3 separate regions of the Homo sapiens genome follow, and all the other regions are linked to region 2. The links are chromatin loops, found by intact Hi-C in ENCODE. Cell type or tissue: heart right ventricle. All regions are shown on one strand. Links, peaks and the distances in the headings refer to the core of each region. The heading gives the core; the rest is flanking DNA.

The links. A loop is a pair of places that touch in the nucleus more often than their neighbours do. Peaks named below come from ENCODE experiments on the same cell type or tissue, not always from the same donor. Only the 100,000 strongest peaks of a DNase experiment are listed, where the experiment ranks them.
Region 1: it touches region 2 in a loop (2.7-fold over the local background); 39 of 110 quality-filtered maps call a loop at or near these places.
Region 3: it touches region 2 in a loop (13-fold over the local background); 104 of 110 quality-filtered maps call a loop at or near these places.

The regions. Positions count from the first base shown.
Region 1 is chr14:99,521,750-99,527,968 of GRCh38, forward strand. It overlaps CCDC85C (coiled-coil domain containing 85C), which reads right to left. Exons shown (of 6, transcript NM_001144995.2): 3 at 384-491. Among named protein-coding and RNA genes, the nearest start is that of CCNK, 43 kb to the left of the region's middle. RefSeq lists enhancers at 1-558, 559-1,120. In heart right ventricle, for the core only: CTCF peaks have their summits at 901 (motif pointing right) and 3,295 (motif pointing right); no DNase peak of the experiment used is centred there; H3K27ac peaks cover 4,245 bases.
Region 2 is chr14:99,882,429-99,888,647 of GRCh38, forward strand. All of the region lies in intron 4 of EML1 (EMAP like 1), which reads left to right. Among named protein-coding and RNA genes, the nearest start is that of EML1, 92 kb to the left of the region's middle. RefSeq lists enhancers at 1,226-1,763, 5,956-6,219. In heart right ventricle, for the core only: a CTCF peak has its summit at 3,128; no DNase peak of the experiment used is centred there.
Region 3 is chr14:99,727,968-99,734,155 of GRCh38, forward strand. No RefSeq gene overlaps it. Among named protein-coding and RNA genes, the nearest start is that of CYP46A1, 47 kb to the left of the region's middle. RefSeq lists a silencer at 2,154-2,273 and an enhancer at 3,595-4,454. In heart right ventricle, for the core only: CTCF peaks have their summits at 2,167 and 2,379; DNase peaks (open chromatin) are centred at 2,164, 2,724, 3,814, 4,374 and 1 weaker place; H3K4me3 peaks cover 957 bases; H3K27ac peaks cover 1,633 bases.

The DNA of each region.
Region 1 (6,219 bases), core at 485-5,484, 360 kb before region 2:
AGGATACCCCTGGAGGCATCAGGCTGGTCATTTCAGTGCAGAATCCACAAACCTGAACCCCAAGCTCCAGGGCTGGCCGGGTACCCTCTCCCCACCGTGGCCAAGGAGTGGCACAGGCTAATGAGCTGCTCAGAGGGACAGGGGCTAGGCACGGGCAGCCCTGCGCACGTGGCCTCTGGAGACTGCCCCGCACCTCCAGCAGTGTCAACCCACCTGGGGCTCCGCCTCTAACTGCCACACTGGATGGGACACGGACACAGGGCCTAGGGCTGGGGCTGAACTCAGGCACCCAGATCCTTGTGCCCCTCCGGGCAGGTCACTGGCCCGCCTGAGCCTCAGCCCCTCATCCAGAACATGTGGGCTTTTTTGGGGTGCACACTCACGTTCTGCAGGGAGTCCTGGTAGGAGGGCGGCAGGGACGCAAGCTGGGACTCCGAGTGGTAGGGCGAGAAGCCTTTCCGCAGCGTGCGGAACTCTCCGGAGCCTGCCTGCTGCAGGGGAGAGAAGGAGAGGGGTTAGACGGAGGGCCAGGCTGAGGAGGACAAGGGCCCTGGGCATGGCTCCTCACGGCAGCAGGGGCTGCTCAAAGGCACGGCCCCGGAGGACCCCTCCACCCTCCCCTCCACACCGCTTATCCATCCCCCGAGCCGGGATCAATCGATCTTCACTCTCCCCAGCTCAAATGTCAGCGATCCACTCTCCAACGTGGGCTTTGTAAACATTTGTTGGATGGCTGAATAAACAGAATGAATGAATGAATGAAGAAGAGCCAGTGAGAGCGAGTGAGGAGAGAGTGTCTCTCCCACCCCGTGACTCACCCTGGCTCCTCCGCTCCAACTTCCTGCCCTTGGGTCCCTGCACAGACGGCACCACTCACAGGGCCTGGGCCAGCCATCGGCAGCAGATGGGGCCACATCCACAGGCGAGGCCTCCCACCTCCCACGGGTTCGGGGCTCTCTCGGGATGCTCCGCCCAGGCTGCCTCCCCCATCGGATGGGCAGGGAGCTCCTAAAGCAGGTCCTGGGTGCTGCCTCTGAATCCCTGAGAACTCGTGCAAGCTGTGGGGTTGTAACTAACTCCTGCACACAGGAGGGAGGGAGGAAGGCTTGGCCTTAGACCCTTTGCTTAAGAGCAAAGCAAACACCACCGACCCCCAGAATTTGGGGCTGGGGCTGGGACCAGGAGCCAGAATGAATCCACAGGTCCCATAAACTTCTCTGGTCAGTCCCACAGTGCCCCTCCCCTGGCCCGGCCCAGCAGAAGGCCCGGCCTTTCTTTTCTTTCTGCATCACTAAAGGGTTTTGGGTGTTTCTGGCCGAAACACCCTTTTCTACTTCAAAGGAACTGAGAGAAAGTGGCTGGGCAGATAAAACCCTGCGGAATGTCCCATAAATCAGCAGGCTGTTGAGTTACCCAAACAAACTGCAGGGGCAGGGGAGGCCCAGGCTGGGGCTGGGCTGGGGCAGGGGCAAGGAAGGCAGGACAGGCTGCAGCCATGTCTGGGGTCCCAGTTCCACTCACCAGCCCCTCGGCCTGGCTGTGAAAGATCCCACACACACCCTGCTTGCCTCCCTCAAAAGCTGGACCTGGCCCCGCACTTCTCACAAGCCCCAGCCTCACTGAGGTCCAGCTCTTGTGTTCTCCCAGCCCCATCAGAGCCCTGGCCAGGCCCCCCACTGGGGCTGGGAGGTCTCAAGAGCTTGGCTCAAGGGCCAGCAAACAGCCGTGTCCTGCGGGGGTGAGGAGGCAAGTGGATGCTCTATTACCAGCTCCCACGGAGCCAAGACAGGAAAGCAGGGATCCGGCACTGACTCCCCTCATTAAATAGCCCACGCCCACCAGACGCCGGTCAGCCAGGGCAGCCGGGCACTGGAGGCTGGGAGCTGCTTCCTGGGCCTCAGGGAGGACCTGGGTGTGGTCCAAGGTCAGGGAGGGACATAAAGGAGAGACAGAGAAGTGGGAACCAACCTTCCTGCAGGGCCCCCAAAGTGTGATGGGTTTTAGATAACCCTGGCGAGCATCACAAAGGGGTCTCAGCACGGGGGCCTTGGGCACAGCCCTGAACCATCAAATGGGACTGCCATGCCCTGACCACGGCATTAACCCTGGCTGACCCTGCCTAGGTTAACTAGAGGCACTCACGGCCCGCAGGTGGAGGTCAGATCAAGGAAAGCCCCCTCCCCACCCACCAGGTACCAAAAAGAGGAAGAGGCTACAGCCCCCACCCCTAGGCCCAGCACTCACCCTCCCCCAACCATGAGTGACACCCCTCCCCCCACCCCATCAGAGCCACCCATGCCTCTCTGGGTCACCTCTCCTGAGAGATGTACCCCTAGCTCCACTTAAGGGCGAAAATTCCAAACCACCTGATTTTCTTGGCCAGGACTCTGCAACAGTAAGAGAGTTACAAAATCTTCTCCAATGGAGAATGCATTCTAAGCCAGCACACACTCTGAATGCGTGCGTGCACATACACACAGTCTGACTACTGGGCCACACAGCCAGGAAGGGTACACCTGGGATTGGAACAGCTGCCCTCCCCTTCAGCCGGCCCTGCCCTGCCCTGCTCAGCTTCTGTTTGGACTCCGGCGTCCCTTCCTCCACATCCTCTCTGGCCCTCGACCAAATGGGCTCCCACGTGCTGTTACCGAAAACGCAGGTTTGTGCTGCCGTCCCCTCCCCTCCCCCAGATAATTTCCCTGGGAGGAGATGTGTGTGCGTGAGCGTGAGGGAGGTTTTTAATTAGCTGCACGCAATTCCCACCCTTGCCTTCGGTGAGCCTCTATAAACATTTGCATGTCCATAGAACTTTATTAGCAAGCCACAAAGCCAGGCAGGAAAAACACACAATCTCTCATTAAGGGGCAATGTGACTAATGGCGCATCAAATGAGTAACCATTATTGCACTTAAATCCAAATTAAAAATCCTGCTATGAGACAGGTCGCTGCCTTTGCAGAATGAGATTCCCTAGGATTTCCCCGAGGAGGGGAAGCAGGAGCTGAAATCACCTGCTGGGCTTGTTCTGCACACAGAGAAGAGCCCCAGCTAAGGAAGGTGCTGGCCCTTCCTCAGGGGGAGGCAGGGGGTCCACTGCCGCTCCCCAGAAACACCCACCTGCCCAGTCTTCCTCGGGTGGCTCCCTCAGGACCCAGGGAGAAGGGATCTTACACACAGAGCTGCCAGCTCAGAGCTCAAACAAGATTTCCCGAATCCTTAACAGGGTGGGGCCAGCCCTGCCAAACACTCAGCGTGGCCCCTTCCACCCTGGCCAGGCCCAATCCGCATTACTCACTTCTAGAGCCTCCAGAGGGCAGCATGAGTGTCCTGGACTAGGGAGGAAGAGACCCAGGAGGTTGCAGGGCCTCCTTTTCCACTGAGGACCGGAGTTCAGGACACCTCCAGCCTGTATCCAGGGCCTTCACTGCAACACTGCCCAACTCAGGGCCCAGCGAGGACTCGCTGGGTGAACTCCAGTTGTTCCCCAGCCCTTTCTGGGCCTCTGCAGTGCGGCCCAGCCTTCTCCCCAGAGGGGAACCCCGTCCTGCAGCGAATGCCTGCCTGCAAAGCTGCAGGGGGCCTATGTGGGGCCACCCTGGGGTGACCCCTAGGGAGCATTGTCAGAGGGGATGCTGAACAGAAAGAGGATAAGACATGGAAACAGAGCCCACCCACCCCAGCCTGCCCACCTGAGGCTGCTTGTTTGGAAAGGATGGGTGGGGTGGCTGCAGGCAGGAAGCGCCTTTCTGGGCTGTGCTTAGGGGAGCTGCTGTCACCCTGCTTCCTGCTCCCAGAGAGCTTTTGGGCCCTCAAATGTGCTGCATCGGTTATGTGTCCGAGAGGCACAAACAGAGCGCCTCCTGTGTGCCAGGCACCACGCTGTGCCCCATCAGGGAGGCTGCAACTAAAGGGGAGTGAGGGCTGGGGGTGCGGGTGGAGGCAGGCACTGAAGAGGGGGTGCCCTGTGTCCCCACCTGGGCAGCCTGCCCGCAAGTGACCACTTGGACCACCAGACTCGAAGCCCCAGGCTGATTCATACAGAATGCCCTGGGAAGGAGTCCTCGTGGAGGGGCCACCTGGCGCGACTCTGGACCGGTGTCTCAGTGCTCGGTGCAGGGATGGGTGGGGACCTGCGAGGCTCCTCCCTCCTCAGCACCCTCCAGGATGGCTGACAGGTGAGCATGGGCCCTTGGCACCGTGTGGCACAGCACAGCTCGGCTCAGCCGGACAGCCAGGTGTGGCCAGGGTCCAGGACCACAGTGGACAGCAACGCAGCCACATCCCTCTCCCCCTCCCAAATTTAGGTCATGCCAATGACTGTGTCTGACTTGGGAGACACTGTGGGGCTCAGGGAGAGGACCCCAACACAGGCCTCCCCCAGCCCAGACTCTCCTGGGTCAGGTGCCCTCCTGCTTCTGGCCTGTGGGGGCTCCAGGGGATCTGTCACAAGAGGCCAGTTTCACCGCAGCTGAAGAGCTTGAAGGTGCCGTCTGCAGGGAGGGGCCTACATCCACCCTCAGAGCAATGGGAACCTGGGCAGGAAAAAGCCACATGAGCCCAGGCCCCGTGCAGCTCCTGCAGGCACTAACAATGCCTCTGCCCTGAGCGTGTGCTAAGATGGTCTCCAGGTCCCCGTGGTCACTGTGCAGTCCCCAGGCTGGGATGGGAGCCAGGTTGGAGGACAGGGAGCTGGAGAGAGCTCCTTCCAGTTCACATTTCCCACCAATCCCACTCCCACAGATAAGCCATCATCCCAGGGGCTACGGAGGCGAGAGGTGAGACCCAGGGAGCAAGGCCACGGCCCAGTGACCACCCCGTCCCCAAGACCTGGCGACCTCCCTCCAGGAAGAGGAAGTGGGGGCAAGGCCAGGGCCCAGGGAACACCCCGTCCCCAAGACCTGGCGACCTCCCTCCAGGAAGACGAAGCACTGTGGGAGCTCCCAGGGTTGGTCAGTGATGCGTAATCAATGGTCTGGGTGCCGAGTAATAAACGCAGGGCCTCAGTGGCCTATCAGGCTGACACCTCCACCCAGGAAGTGCTGGAAGACAGTGCACCCTCAGCTGGCTGGGCTGGGGGACCCACCTGGAAGCAGAGGCTCGAATGCGTGACTTGGGGAGACCATTCTCCCACCAGGGGCCCCAGCAGCTCCAGGGGCAGCTGGGGCCACAGACTAGCCTGGGCTCCACTGTCCGGCCCCAAACTAAAGCCCACCGAGATCCAGCTGTCATCCGTCTCGGAGATCCTCAGAGGGAGAGTGCAGAGAAAGCAGGGAGGATGCAGGACAGGGCAGGGGTCAGGGCTGTGCAGCGTAGCACAGAGGCCTCCACAGAAGACAGGCCTCAACTTGACCCCACGGGAACTGCACCAGAGTTGTTCCCACGAGGGCACGCAGGAGGTTTGTGTCCACACGTCCGTCAGTCATGCCTGTGGGCTGCTCTGGAAGGGGAGGTAGACTTGGCACTGTGTAATGACGTTGTTGGTTTATCGTCTGTCTGCATGGCTGGACAGGTGTGGTTCACCTCCCAGCCCAAGCCCAGGGCTGGCACACAGTTGGTCACTGGTTCTCAAATGGGGGTGATGCCCCCAGAGGACAACTCGCAGTGTCTACAGACACTTTTTAGTGTCAGCTCGGGCATGGGGTGGAAGACCCCCGGAGGGTAATGCGGGGCAGGTATTCTGGGGCGGGCAGTCTCAGGACGGGGAGAAGGGGACAGAAATGAAACCATGTGGAGACCTGAGAGCTGGCAGGAGAGTGGCCAGTGCCTAAAGGGCCTGGCTCCACGGGTCTCGAGGCTGGGCACAGGTGGGAGCTGAGTTCACCCAGCAGCTCCCCAGTCCCAGGCCCTGTCCAGCAGGGATCTGGCTGCAGCCCAGGGTGCCTGGCATGGTGACTCATGCTGACCCTCAGAACTGTGCAACCCACGCAGAACCCTCAGCCCAGTGCCCACCCAGCTCAGCAGCCCTGGAGACCTCCCTCAAGGACCCAGGCAGCTTCCCACCGGGAGCCACAGCTGGGTGGGCATGTGGGCCCCAGCCTCGTCTCCACTAACTCATGCAGACTTGCAAGCCTCTTCTCCCTCCGTGCACTGCAGGTGTCTCACTTCAAAGTGGGGATTAGCACCAGCCCTGCCGCCCTGCAGAGGCGGGAGGACCCCGGGCACCTGGGCAAGGTGCGTGAGAAGGGGCTCACACCACGGAGAGCCCTCGGGGGCGGTCGCT
Region 2 (6,219 bases), core at 408-5,407:
AAGCAAGACACTGTTTCAGCTTTACTGAAAGTTGTTGAAATGAGTTGATTTTGTTAGAATAAGGATGTTTCAGTCATGTGCTAGAAACTTTGTTGTCACATATGTATAAATCAGGGGTGTCCCTGGACTTCGGCCTCCCTGGACTTTTGGCTTCCCCAGATTAAAAGAATTGTCTTGGGCCACACACAAAATACACGAACAATAATGATAGCTGATGAGCTAAAAAAAAAAAAAAAAAAAAAAAAAAGAAAATTGCCAAAAAAATCTCATGTTTAAGAAAGTTTACAAATTTGTGTTGGGCCACATTCAAAGTCGTCCTGGGCCGCATGTGGCCTGTGGGCTGTGGGTTGGACAAGTTTGATATAAACTGCCCATCTTTGGAGTCAACAAACATGAAAAAAAAAAAACCCACCTCAAAATAGTGAAGACGTTGGCATGTTAGGTGTGGTGCCCTTTTGTGTTGTGCCCCCTCAACCCCGGGATCAGACAGCCCCGTAGTACAGCTGTCAGGTCGAGAACCACTGGGCTGGACACCTTGAGCGCCTGTCCTTTCTAAAGCTCTAGCATTTGGTGACTATTTCATCTCAGGGCTCTTCAGGGCGCAAAGTTGTTTTTCCTTTACGATAGCATCACTGCTGCCGTCGGCTCAACAGTACTCCTTGGCTGGGGCTCTGGGCCCTTCATCCACCAGCTCCTCATTCCCTTTTGTGCCCTGACACGCATGCCTCTCCAACACATTGCGCACTTTTCCCCAGCACAACTTTTTTCCTTTTTTGAGGCCATTTATTTATTATACAAGTAACTTGTTTTAGAAAATCTAGGCCGGGCGTGGTGGCCCACTCCTGTAATCCTAGCACTTCAGCAGGCCGAAGCGGGTGGATCACTTGAGCCCAGGAATTCAAGACCAGCCTGGACAACATGGCAAGACCCCATCTCTACAAAAAATACAAAAATTAGCTGAGCGTGTTGGCACATACCTGTAGTCCCACCTACTTGAGAGGCTGATGTGGGAGGATTGCTCGAGCCTGGGAGGCTGAGACTACAGTGAGCTGCGATCATACCACTGTACTCCGGACTGAGCAATGGGAATGAGACCCTTCCTCAAAAAAAAAAAAAAAAAAATCTAGATGCACTAAAAAGAAGAAACAACAATCACCTGCAGTCTCACCACTCAGCGAACTCACAGCCAACAGTCATTACATTTCCACGTGGACTTTTATTTGCAGGGTGCTGTATGAGTGTAGTGTATAATTTTGACATAAATGCCATTCTTGTGCATATTTTGTGATCCCTTCTTCATTTGCTAAATGAGCATGTCTTTGTGTGAATAAATGCACTCTTGCAATGTTATTTTAGATGTGGTTCATCATGTTTCCAGCCCGAAGTACTTCAGTTGGACGTTTAAGTACCAAACAAGTTTCACTAATCCACTCAGACCAGGCCACCATCTAGAACAATGCCCAGCACACAGTAGGTGCTCAACAAGCATTAGTCGAATGAATCTTTTTGCCCTGATCACTATAACAAAAGAAGGTTAAAATGATGGGCCTTTATTGCCACAGCCAAGTGTTAATCCCAGCTCTGCTGCTTTGCTTTGTCATTGTGAACAAGTGACTTAATCTCTTTGGGGTTTTCCTCAGTAGCAGTAAAAGTGGTACCTGCCTCACAGGGTGCCTAAGATCCCATGCATAGGAGCCTCAGTGCAGAGCTGGTCTGCGGTCGGCTCGCCACAGTGGCAGCTGTGAGTGTCATGTCTGCATCCCAGACTGTTGGAGTTGAGGCCTGCACACTTGTGTCCCTCCCACTCCCCTGCTTGCAGGGCTTTTTTTCTTGGGGATGTCTTGGAATTCCCCAGCGCCTGTTTCTGTCTTTATCCCAGCCTGAAAAGCGAGGAATCAGAAATTCTGAAAATTGTTCTCACCTTGCTCTTTCAGTTTCACTGCTGTGCTGGACTTATGGAGCACCTGCTGTGTACAGAACGTAGTCCAAGGCATGGCAGGGAGTGGGAAGGAGCAGCACAGAAAGACTCATTCTCCTAACAAATGTCAGTGGCACAATGCCTGCAGGGCTGCTTTGCTTAATTCCCAAAGGACTCACAAATGGGAGAACAAGATAATCCACGGAATAGAAAAATGGTAAAGGGTCTGCACAGGCGCTCACTGAGAAGGAAATACCAGTGGCCCTTAACTCATGAATAGGCAATCAAGCCCAGACCTAATTAAAGACATGCCGATCTAAGTAAGAAGATAACATATTTAGAAAATTCTTTTTACTTTACTATAAAATAAAGCACAGATGCAGAAAACCACACAAGCAAATTCGTAGCTTAATGAATTGTTCTAAGGCAAACACCTTCTAGCACCTAGGAGGAGGAGGGGTTTTCCCCTCTCCCAAGTGACAGGTGGATGTATCTGGAACTGGGGGTGGGGGCAGGGAAGGTGACTGTTTTTGATGAACTCCAGCTCATCCTTCGAGACCCAACTCAGGATCCCCTTTTTCTGGGAGCCTCCCCTGGCTCTCTAGTCTGAGAGCAGTGCTTTTCAGATGGTGTCGTAACTGCCTGTTAACTTTATCTGTGACTCTGTAGCTCTCCTCCCTTCACCATGCTGCACACACCGCTTGCCCTCCCTTAGGCTCTGGAGGCCCAGGCCGTGCCATTCTTATTCTTTGTATCTCTAGTACTTTACACAGCACTTGGTGAACATGAGTGCTCAATAACTATTTGTTGAATGGATGGAAGGATATTGTATACGATCAGGCATCACTTAATGACAGGCACATTCTGAGAAATGCATTGTTAGGTGTTTTCTCATTGTGTGAACATCATGGAGTGTGTGTTTACAGAAACCTTCATGGTCCAGCCTGATGGTCTAGCCTGCTGCTCCTGGGCTACAGACCTGTACAGCACATGACTATAGGGAATACTGCAGGCAGTGGTAACACAGTGTTAAATATTGGTGTATCTAAACATAGAAAAGATACCATAAAAATACAGTATTATAATTTTGTGGGACCACAGACATCTATGTGGTCCATCATTGACAGAAACACCCGTGTCTAGCCCATGACTGCATTTCATTTGAAAGCCACAGCCATTCAAGAACTATGTAAACAGCACCACCTATGGGTAGACAATTTTAACACCACATTTTACACTGGAAGATGAGACTTACGCATTTTTTACTGAAAAAAATGTTTCACTCTTCAAGCCATGGGGTCATTTATGTTTTAATAAATTTCAAAATGATAAGTGCTAATATTCTTCATATTGTTTTAGTTTTGAGACTGTTAGCTGAGGAGTCTGGAAATACAAAGGTTTTTGCAGTGAAAGGAGGAGGAAGAGGGAAGCCATATTAATTAATAACATGTTGGACGCATTGTAACATATCTTATTTAATCGTGCCAATAACCTGTTCCTCACAGTGGTTGTATTCCCATTTTTAGATTAAGGAGGTTAAGCTGGTGGAGGTGAAGCCCCTCACCCAAGCCCTAGAACACGGATCCAGCTGGCCTCAAAATCTGTGCTCCTTCCACCATGTTAAGCTGGGAAGTATTGGTTGGAAATGTCTATGAAGCAGTCGCTTTTGTCCCAAATAAAGTCTCCAGCAACTTCTAAACATTTTGAATAGATGGTTCTTAAATGACCCTATTTCTAATAAAAAGCTGCTTAAGGACAATTTTTGTAGAGTCATTATTTCCATGGTGGAGTATTCTGACTTCCAGCAGGAACTTTATTTCATCACGTGAAGTCATTTTTAAAAGCAGTCATGTGGCTGAGCCCAGTGGCTCACACCTGGAATCCCAGCACTTTGGGAGGCCAAGACAGGCAGATCATTTGAGGCCAGGAGTTTGACACCAGCCTGGACAACATGGCGGAACCCTGTCTCTACAAAAAATCTAAACATTAGCCGAGTTTGGTGGCATATGCCTGTAGTCCCAGATACTTGGGAGGCTGAGGTGAGAGGATGGCTTGAGCCAGGAGGTGGAGGTTGCCGTGAGCCGAGATCACACCACTGCACTTCAGCCTGCGCGACAGAGCCAGACCCTGTCTCAAACAAAAAGAAGTCATGTTATTCCAAGAGCCAAAGTTGTTCTGGATTAATAAATTGTAGGGAAATCACATGTTTAACTTTGGAATGGACTCCTCCTCTATCAAGCCTTATTAATCACTTTCAAAAGCAAGTATCTCTGCTCAAACAGCACGTGGCTCCTATTAGTTCCACTCTGATCCTAGTTGCCCAGGACTTCTTACACATGTCACCACGTGTCGAAGACCTGCAAGATCTGGCCCCAGAGCCCCCTTTCAGGAACATGGGGTTAGGTTAGTTAATGTAGATGAAAGAGATAAGAGCAGATCCCCGCTCTGAGGCACAGTGAATATCTGTTGAGTTGCAGCCTGGACACGTCGTCCACTGGACTCTCCTCCTTATAAATGCCAGTCTATGGTGCAGCAAATAGGAGCTTTATCAGATGAGTAAAAACCAACCACTCTTAGACCATCCCTGTGCCCAAAGTCCACAGTGAACACATTCAGGGATTTGGACTTAGACATACGTGTTCACAGCTGCCTCTGCGGTGTTGACCGCACTGGTGTCTGTTGGTGTGAGCCTCCCAGCTCAGACTGCACTGCTGTCTGTTGGTTGACTGCACTGCTGTCTGTTGGTGTGAGTTTTTCCTTGGGGCAGATGTCTAGTGTTCTCCTGCCATCTCCCCATACAGCTGCTGGTCTGGTGAAGATTCAAATGTACCTCATCCTCCGTTGAGTCTCCACGACTGCTTATATCTTATATCAGCTCTCGAACCATTCAGCTCAAGGGAGCATACAGCCGAGCTCTTTCAGCAAATCTCCTTCTTATAAGCAATAAGAACTGTGCTGGAGTTCGTCTTGGAGATATTGGCCACAACTTAACACCAGAATAGCCAAGCGCTGAGAGTTTGTTCACCGGGGGGGCAAATCCTTTCTCTCCTCCAGGCTTAGTTCTGTCATGGGCTTCAGGGGCAGGTGCAGGACATCTTGATTGACTCCACACTGGGCAAGGGATGAATGGAGCCTCATTCTGCAGCTGGTGCTCCTTCACCCTTCCTAGGACAGGACTGGGCATTCTCCCCCGCACCCCGCCACCGCCATGGAGCCACACCCCAGCTGCTGAGGGGATGTTAAGTCACCCACTTAATTTTTTCCACCGAGCTCACATCAAGAAATGGGGAATCAGAGATGAATTACGTAACACCTTGAGAAGCGATCATCTCCCACTCCAAGTGAATTCACCGCCCAAGCATGTTTCAAAATAGTGCTGGGTCTGAAGGACCCACTCTCAATTTGAGTGGCTGTGCGTTCTGGAGAGATGCACTTTCTGCATACAGCTCCCGTCAACAGACTTTGTTGAGAGGCCACGGTGGCTTCAATGTTCTCTTCTGGTTATCACTGCACATCTGTGTGTTTGCCTTTCTATCAGTTGTTCAGAAGATTTGTCATCATTTTGTGGGCTTATATGCCAAGATTTGCATGCAAGAGTGAAATTACCTCCTCCCAGGCTTGCCTTTTAGAAAAGGTGGTGGTGCATTGGCAGGAGTAATGGGTTCTAAACAAATAAGCTGGGTTTTTTTCAATAAAAACTCAACTTTCTAAAATAATAAAATGTAGCAGTAGTATATTTTCTAAATACAGCATACCACAAAGTGATACATTGTTTAGAGCATGATTTAAAGAAATGTAAGCATTTTAGTACCACCTGATACCTCCTCTCTCAATGACCTTAGTTGTTAACATTCCTGCTACCTAATCTGTTAATAGAAATCTTTCATTCTTCCTCTTACAGTTCTTCAGTGTCGAAGGTCCACGAGCTTCCCTGTATGAAGCGTTCAGATTCCCTTGCGGATTTTCTCTTTGCAGGAAGAACATAGTTCATAATTGCTTTTTTCTGTCTCTAGGGCAAGTTCTGAATTTCTCATTTCTGTGTTCATAGCTTTTGCATCATTCTACTTTTGTGATCAAAGTCATGATAAAAAAATAGTTTTCTTATCTTTTGATTCCATACCTGGCTTCCCTTTGATTATGTTTCTGTAATTAGATTTGCCTCGTAGTCTTTTGTCAGCTTTCCTTCTGTCCTCACCTCCTTCTGCCTGTAAATTTAATCATATATGTGAAATTTGGAGTTAAGATTTCTTCTGCTTCTGCTTAGCACACAGAAAATGACAAGAATGTCACTTCCACCCTAA
Region 3 (6,188 bases), core at 1-5,000, 150 kb before region 2:
GGGTGCCTGTAATTCCAGTTACTTGGAGTCTGAAGCAGGAGAATCGCTTGAACCGGGGAGGCAGAGGTTGCAGTGAGCCCAGATCGCACCACTGCACTCCAGCCTGGGCGACAGTGAGACTCCGTCTAAAAAAAAAAAAAGAAAAAGCTGCCCTCTCCCCTGCCTGGGCCATGTGCCCCCTGGGAAGACCCCCTCCCCAAACAGGGAAGGCACAGATGTGTGCCGGCCCGTGATGTGCATTGTTGGCCTCCTTCGGTCCTTGCCGCAGTCTTGAATGATAGCTCCAAGGGATGGTCCCATCAAGCAGATAAGGAAACTGAGACTCAGGGGCGGGAGTGACATGCTCAGTACAGGTGGGGCCTGGTGTGGCTCTGAGAATGGAGGAGACAAGTGTCTGGGTTCCCAGCCTGCCCCTCTCCCCAGCCCAGGTGGGCCCTGAGAATGCACACCCCGGCCTCTGGGCAGAGGGTCGGGCCCCGGGATGCCTCGAGAACTGCAGCGTTCTTGCAGAGCGAGGGTCCTCCTGCTCCCCTAGCACCTCGCCTGACCACGTGGGCACCTGGCCAGCCCATCATCAAGCTGCACCCTCCACCCTCTCCATTTCCAGCTCGCTGTCTGAGGGGCCCCCAAACTCACCACTCACTTTGAGAATGGTATGCCCGGGCTCAGCCTCCAGCCACCTGGTCAAACTCATCCCTGGCCAGAAGCAGCCCCTTCCCACAGCCACCCCAAATGCTGCTGTCTCCCAGCGTCCTGTTCCCAAGCCCCCAGCTGGGCACTGTTCCCCGACCTGCTCTGCTGTGCCCCCCACTCCGCCCTCTGCAGCCCTTCTCTGAGTCTCTGAGGTTCACCAGTACCCACACACCTGCCCACGCTTCCCACAGTCCATGCCCTCTGCCTCCTGCTGTGGCTGGGCCTAGTCCCCACAGTACAGCACCTCCTTCACAGTCCATCTAAAAGGGCCACAGGCCACCAAGCCTCAGTACTGCAGCAATGCAACCCAGCATTGTCTGGAGGGGCCTGGAGGGATCGGCTCCCTCCAGAGACTTCAAGTTCCCGGCTTGACCATCCCCTGATTTGGCAAATATCTGTCTGTTGCTGAGCCTGAGCCTTCACACCATGATTTCTTCAAATCCTGCCAGGAAACAGGAGCCAACTATGCCCCATTTCACAGATGGGGAAGTCCAGGCCAGAGCCACAGCTGGGCCATAGTGGAGTCAGCACTTGAACCCATGGCCCTTTGCATCCAGTGGCCTTCCACAGGCTCAGCATGCCCTATCCCTGCAGGCCTGGGCTTGTCTTCTGCACGCCCCAGGAATCCCAGATGGCTGGGAAGTGCAGAGCCAGAACCCCCCAGCCCCACTGTCACTGCCGGTGGGGCCATCCTGCCCTTCCTTTCTGAGCCACTTCCTCTTCCATAGACTGGGCTTTCTGTGAGGGGCAGGTGGCTCTCAGTCCATGCTGCATGGGGAAGCCACCTGGGCCAGGTGAATCAGCCTCTGGGGTGGGGCCCAGAAACTCTTCTTTTTCTTTTTTCTTTTTTGAGATGTAGTTTTACTCTTGTTGCCCAGGCTGGAGTGCAGTGGCACAATCTCTGCTCACTGCAACCTCCGCCTCCTGGGTTCCTCAGCCTCTGGAGTAGCTGGGATTACAGGCATGTGCCATGACGCCCAGCTAATTTTTGTATTTAATATATTTTTTTAGTAGAGACGGGGTTTTACCATGTTGGCCAGGCTGGTCTCGAACTCCTGACCTCAGATGATCCACCCTCCTAGGCCTCCCAAAGTGTTGGGATTACAGGCGTGAGCCACCGCGCCTGGCCCAACTGTTTTCTTTTTAAGTCTCCCAGTAGATCCCAATGTGCATGGGCCGGTGCCGCCAGTCCAGGTGAAGCTGACCCCCGGGACCCAGGCAAGATGGATAGGATTAAACCCAAGGCTGTGCAGCAAGGCTACCTGGGGTCAAATCCTGCCCCCACCTGCCTGGGCCTCAGTTTCCCCATCTGTAAGGGAGGACAAATAATAGGACCCACTTCCTAGGGTTGGAGGGGAATTAGTGTCCACACGAGGGTCGGGCTCTGGCACTGTGAGTCTGGTCATTGTCACCTGCAGGGAAGGGAGGGCTTTTCTGCAGGCAAGGCGGCGCAGTCCCCGGAAGACCCGCACGGTGGCGCGCTGGCGCAGAGCTCGGGCTCGCCCTCCCGCCCAGGCCGAGCGGGCGGCGCCGGCCCCAGGCGCGGAGGGTCCCGAGGCGCGGAGTGGGTGGGCCGAGGGGACGCCAGCCCCGCTCCCGGAAGCGGGGTCAGCGGGGAGGCCGGGGGTCGGCAGTGGCAAGCTCTGGCCACGGCGTAGGGGTGGGATAGCCACCCCCATTTCACAGATGGGGCTCCCGAGGCGCGGTGAGGTCTGGCAGCTGCTGGGGGCGCAGGCACGGCCCCCCGGGCGGGTGTAGCGGTCGCTTGGCGGGTGGGTCCGCAGGCCTCGCCGGGAGCCGGGCCTGGGTCTGGGGCGCTGGCAGGCCGGCCGGGAGGCGCGCCGGGCGGGAACGCGCAGCTCTGGCGGGAAGTGCGTGGGGTCGGGGGGCTCGGGCGGGGTGCAGGCTGCTGCTGCCACCGGGGAGGCCCGGGGGATGCCCTCACTAAGCGGCTCCAGAGACTGCGGGCCCCGCCCTGCCCTGCCACTCCCTCTCTTGTGACCTCGGCCAGTGGCAGCCTTTTCTGAGCCTGTCCCCTTCTCTGTAAACCTGGACGTGTTTGATCTACGCTCGCGTCCCGGCAGGAGGCTTCCAGCCTGCACATTCCTGGGGGCCCGCCTTCCCCAGGCACTAGCTTACCCAGGGCTGAGCTGCTGAACTCTGAAAACCTTTGGAAACCTCCCTGCCCTCTGCCCTAGCGACCTGCGGCTGGAGACCCTGAGCTGGCCCAGCCCTCTAGGGTGCCTAGGAGCCTAGGCTGGGTTGGGGGTGGCTTCAGGAACCTTGGGCTGCCGGGTGTGGGGTGAGAGCCTTGGCCCAGCTATGGCCAGGTGGGAGGTTTTCTTCCTCTGTGCTCTGGGTGCTGGGGCTGGAGGCGGTGGCTCTGCTGGGCTTCAGTGACAGCCAATGTGGGTAGACAGAGGACCATGCCCTGTGTCCCAGCAATTAGCTGCCCACCTGGGAAGGTTCTGGATGGGACTTGGCAGAAGCCTGAGCCGGCCCCTCCTGGCAGTCCTGGCTGAGCGGGCACCGAGCGCCTTATGCTGGTCCAGTCAGTTGGAGTGACTAAATTCACATCTGCCCAGACCTCACCCTGGGCTCCGGACCTCACCCCGGGCTCCAGCCTCACCCCGGGCTCCAGCCTCAGGCATCTCTGGATGTCCAAAAATAACCCCCACCCCCACCCGCACCCTCCCCGGCAGTCACTGGGGGTATTTCTGGCAGACGGAAGGGGACTCACAGTGGGAGGGAGGGTCATTTCTCTGAATCCAGGGCCAGGGGTGGGGAGGGACAGAGTCAAGGCCCTGCCTTGGCTTGGAGCTTTAAAAACACTCATTTCTTCTGGAACGCAGCCTCTCCCCAGTAAATCCTTCTCACCAGAGAAAACCATAGTCACCTACCTGGTGCTCACTTCTTGGGCAGCCCCTGCGGGGACCAGACCCCGGGTGGCCAGGCAGAGGGGTCCCCCCCACCCTGCGGGAGGCAGCCTGCTAATTCTGGGTGCCAAGGGTAAGGCTGCAGGTCCCTGTGCAGGACACCTGCTAGCTGCATCCCGTTTGGAGCCTGCCCTGGATGGGGCTCCATGGGCCCAGGGCGAGGCCAGGCAGAGACCGGCATGAGCAGCAGCCCGCACAGGAGCACCCTGGGCCCAGGGCAAGAGCCCATCGGCCAGTGGCAGACACTGGGTGAGGATCCCCGATGATTCGAGTCACACTGTGCTGGCCATGAGCGTCAACTGTTGGGCGCGCTGTACGGCCAACCCTGAGCCAGCTTTCCTGTACCTCCAGGCCCCTGTGCTACAGACGAGGCTCCGAGAGGTGGCGGCCTGCCCCATCTCAGGGCCAGAGGGCAGAGGGTGCGGTGGGCTGTCCCTGGGGCCCTTGCCCCTGCTGTTGAGCCCAGGAGCCTGAACCTGGGAGGCCTCCCCATCACCTCCCTGCCCCCTCCCAAATGACAGTGGCTCCTTGGCCGCCACCCCAGAGGTGAGGGGATAGCCCAAGGAAGCCAGGAGCTGCCCACACCCTCAGCCCAGGAACACCCGGTGCAGCTGCATGCGCCTCGCGGGCTTCTTTCCTGGCTGGGAGCCTGGACGCTGGGAGGGTTGCCCAAGGCCACCCAGGCAGCGGTCAGTCAGGGGTGCCTGGGCTGGACAGGGGGCCCTGGGTGTTTGGAACCAGCTCGCAGAGCTTTGCTGGAGCAGGTGCACGTGTGTGCGTGCATGTGAGCCCCACGTGCAGATGTGTGTCTCTGCGTGTCTCTCCGTACCTCTTCGTGTTCCTGTTCCCTTGTCTCCGGGTATCTGTCTGGCCCCCAGTGTGTGAGGCTGTGCGGATGAGTCTCCACATCCGTGTGTGTCTCATGCTCTGTGTGGAGCTGGTGTGTCAGGCCTGACCTGGACTACAAGGAGGTGTCTCTTTGAACCCAAGGCAGTGGACAAACATCAGACGCGTCGCCGTGGGCTGGGCCCCTGCCGTGTGGCATGCGTTCTGTCCTCACCCCACGTCCAGCGAGATGGGCTAACCTGCCCAAGGCCACACAGCCAGGAGCTTGGGGCCATCCAGTGTGGACATCCATTGTCCTTCAAGTCGTGGCCACCAAGGCCCCACGTGAGGCTCCCTGCTCCTCACCTGTCCTGGCTCTGTGTACAGGGGGAACCCAAGTCTGAGGGGTCTCCAGCAGGGAGAGGCTGCACTCCTGAGGCCCAGCCAGGGCCGGGTGAGTGCGGGGCAGCAGGTGTCAGCGGTGGGGGAGGTACGGGTGGGAAGCGGGGCCTCTTCCCTGACCCCCGCCACACTTGGCTGCCCCTCCACCTTTGATCACTGACCCTCCTCTGTCCCTCCAGGGACACTTTCCCGCCAGTGCTGGTGCTGGCTGGCCAAACAGTGTGGGAACCCAGGGACTGGCCTTCCTCCAGGCGGTGGCAGCCGGGGAGGGGCCTGGGCACACCGTGGGTGAGCAGTCACTGCAGAGCCTCCCCTGGGAAGTGGCATGATGCTGTGGTGTCTCAGGGAACCCAGGAAGGGCACTGGCTCTGGGCTGGGCCCCACAGGCATCAGTATATGTGTGCCCCTCCCTTTGCCCCATGCCCTTCCAATGACCCCAACTCCTGCCCGACCAGATTTCACACCACTGTCTGGCCATCTCGAACCATTCCTGGGTGCCCGAGCTCTTTCCCACCGCTAGGCCCATCTTATCCTATCCATCCCCATCCCCATTCCTCACTTCCCAGGTCTCTGTGTGGATGACTCTCAGAGGTCCTCGCTGACCACCTGCCCTTCCTTCCTGACCTCAGTTCCTTCACCAGCGCCCTCCACCCACAAGCCTGTGGGCCCTGAGAGGCTGCCCCCAGAGCTTGTTCAGGCCCCTGCAGCACCTGCCCCATCATGGTGACCGTGGAGTAGCTATTGAGACCAGCCAAATCACACATAGGTGAGCCCTCGGGGGCCAGCGGGCACACAAACTGTTGCAGCTTCAGGGTGAGCTGCAGGAGGCGCATCATGCACACACACACCCGACACGCAGACACACTCCCGCACGTGGACATCACAAGCTCCCATGGGCACACACACCCACACATTCTCACATGCACACGCACTCCCCCACACATGTGCCCGCTGCCATGCACCCGTGCACACACGTGCATCATCACACACGTTCACTTACACATCCTTGCATGCACACACTCTCCCACACGTGCCCACTGCACCTGTGTACGTGTCCCAGTGGACACACAGGCATCACACACACATCCACTTACACACATTCTTGCACATGTGCAGTGGCCTCAGGAGCAGGGGACTCTAGTTGTTTATCCCCAACACACGTTCCCATGATAAAGAAAACAGGAAGGGACTTGGAGCCAGACACAGGAAGGGGAAGTGGCCGGCCACAGGGAACCAGCTCCAGCCAGTGGACACTGGGCGGTCTGCTTGGGTGAGACACAGGGGCAGCCAGACAGATGGCCGCAGGGTGGGGAGCTGGAATGCCCCTCCGTG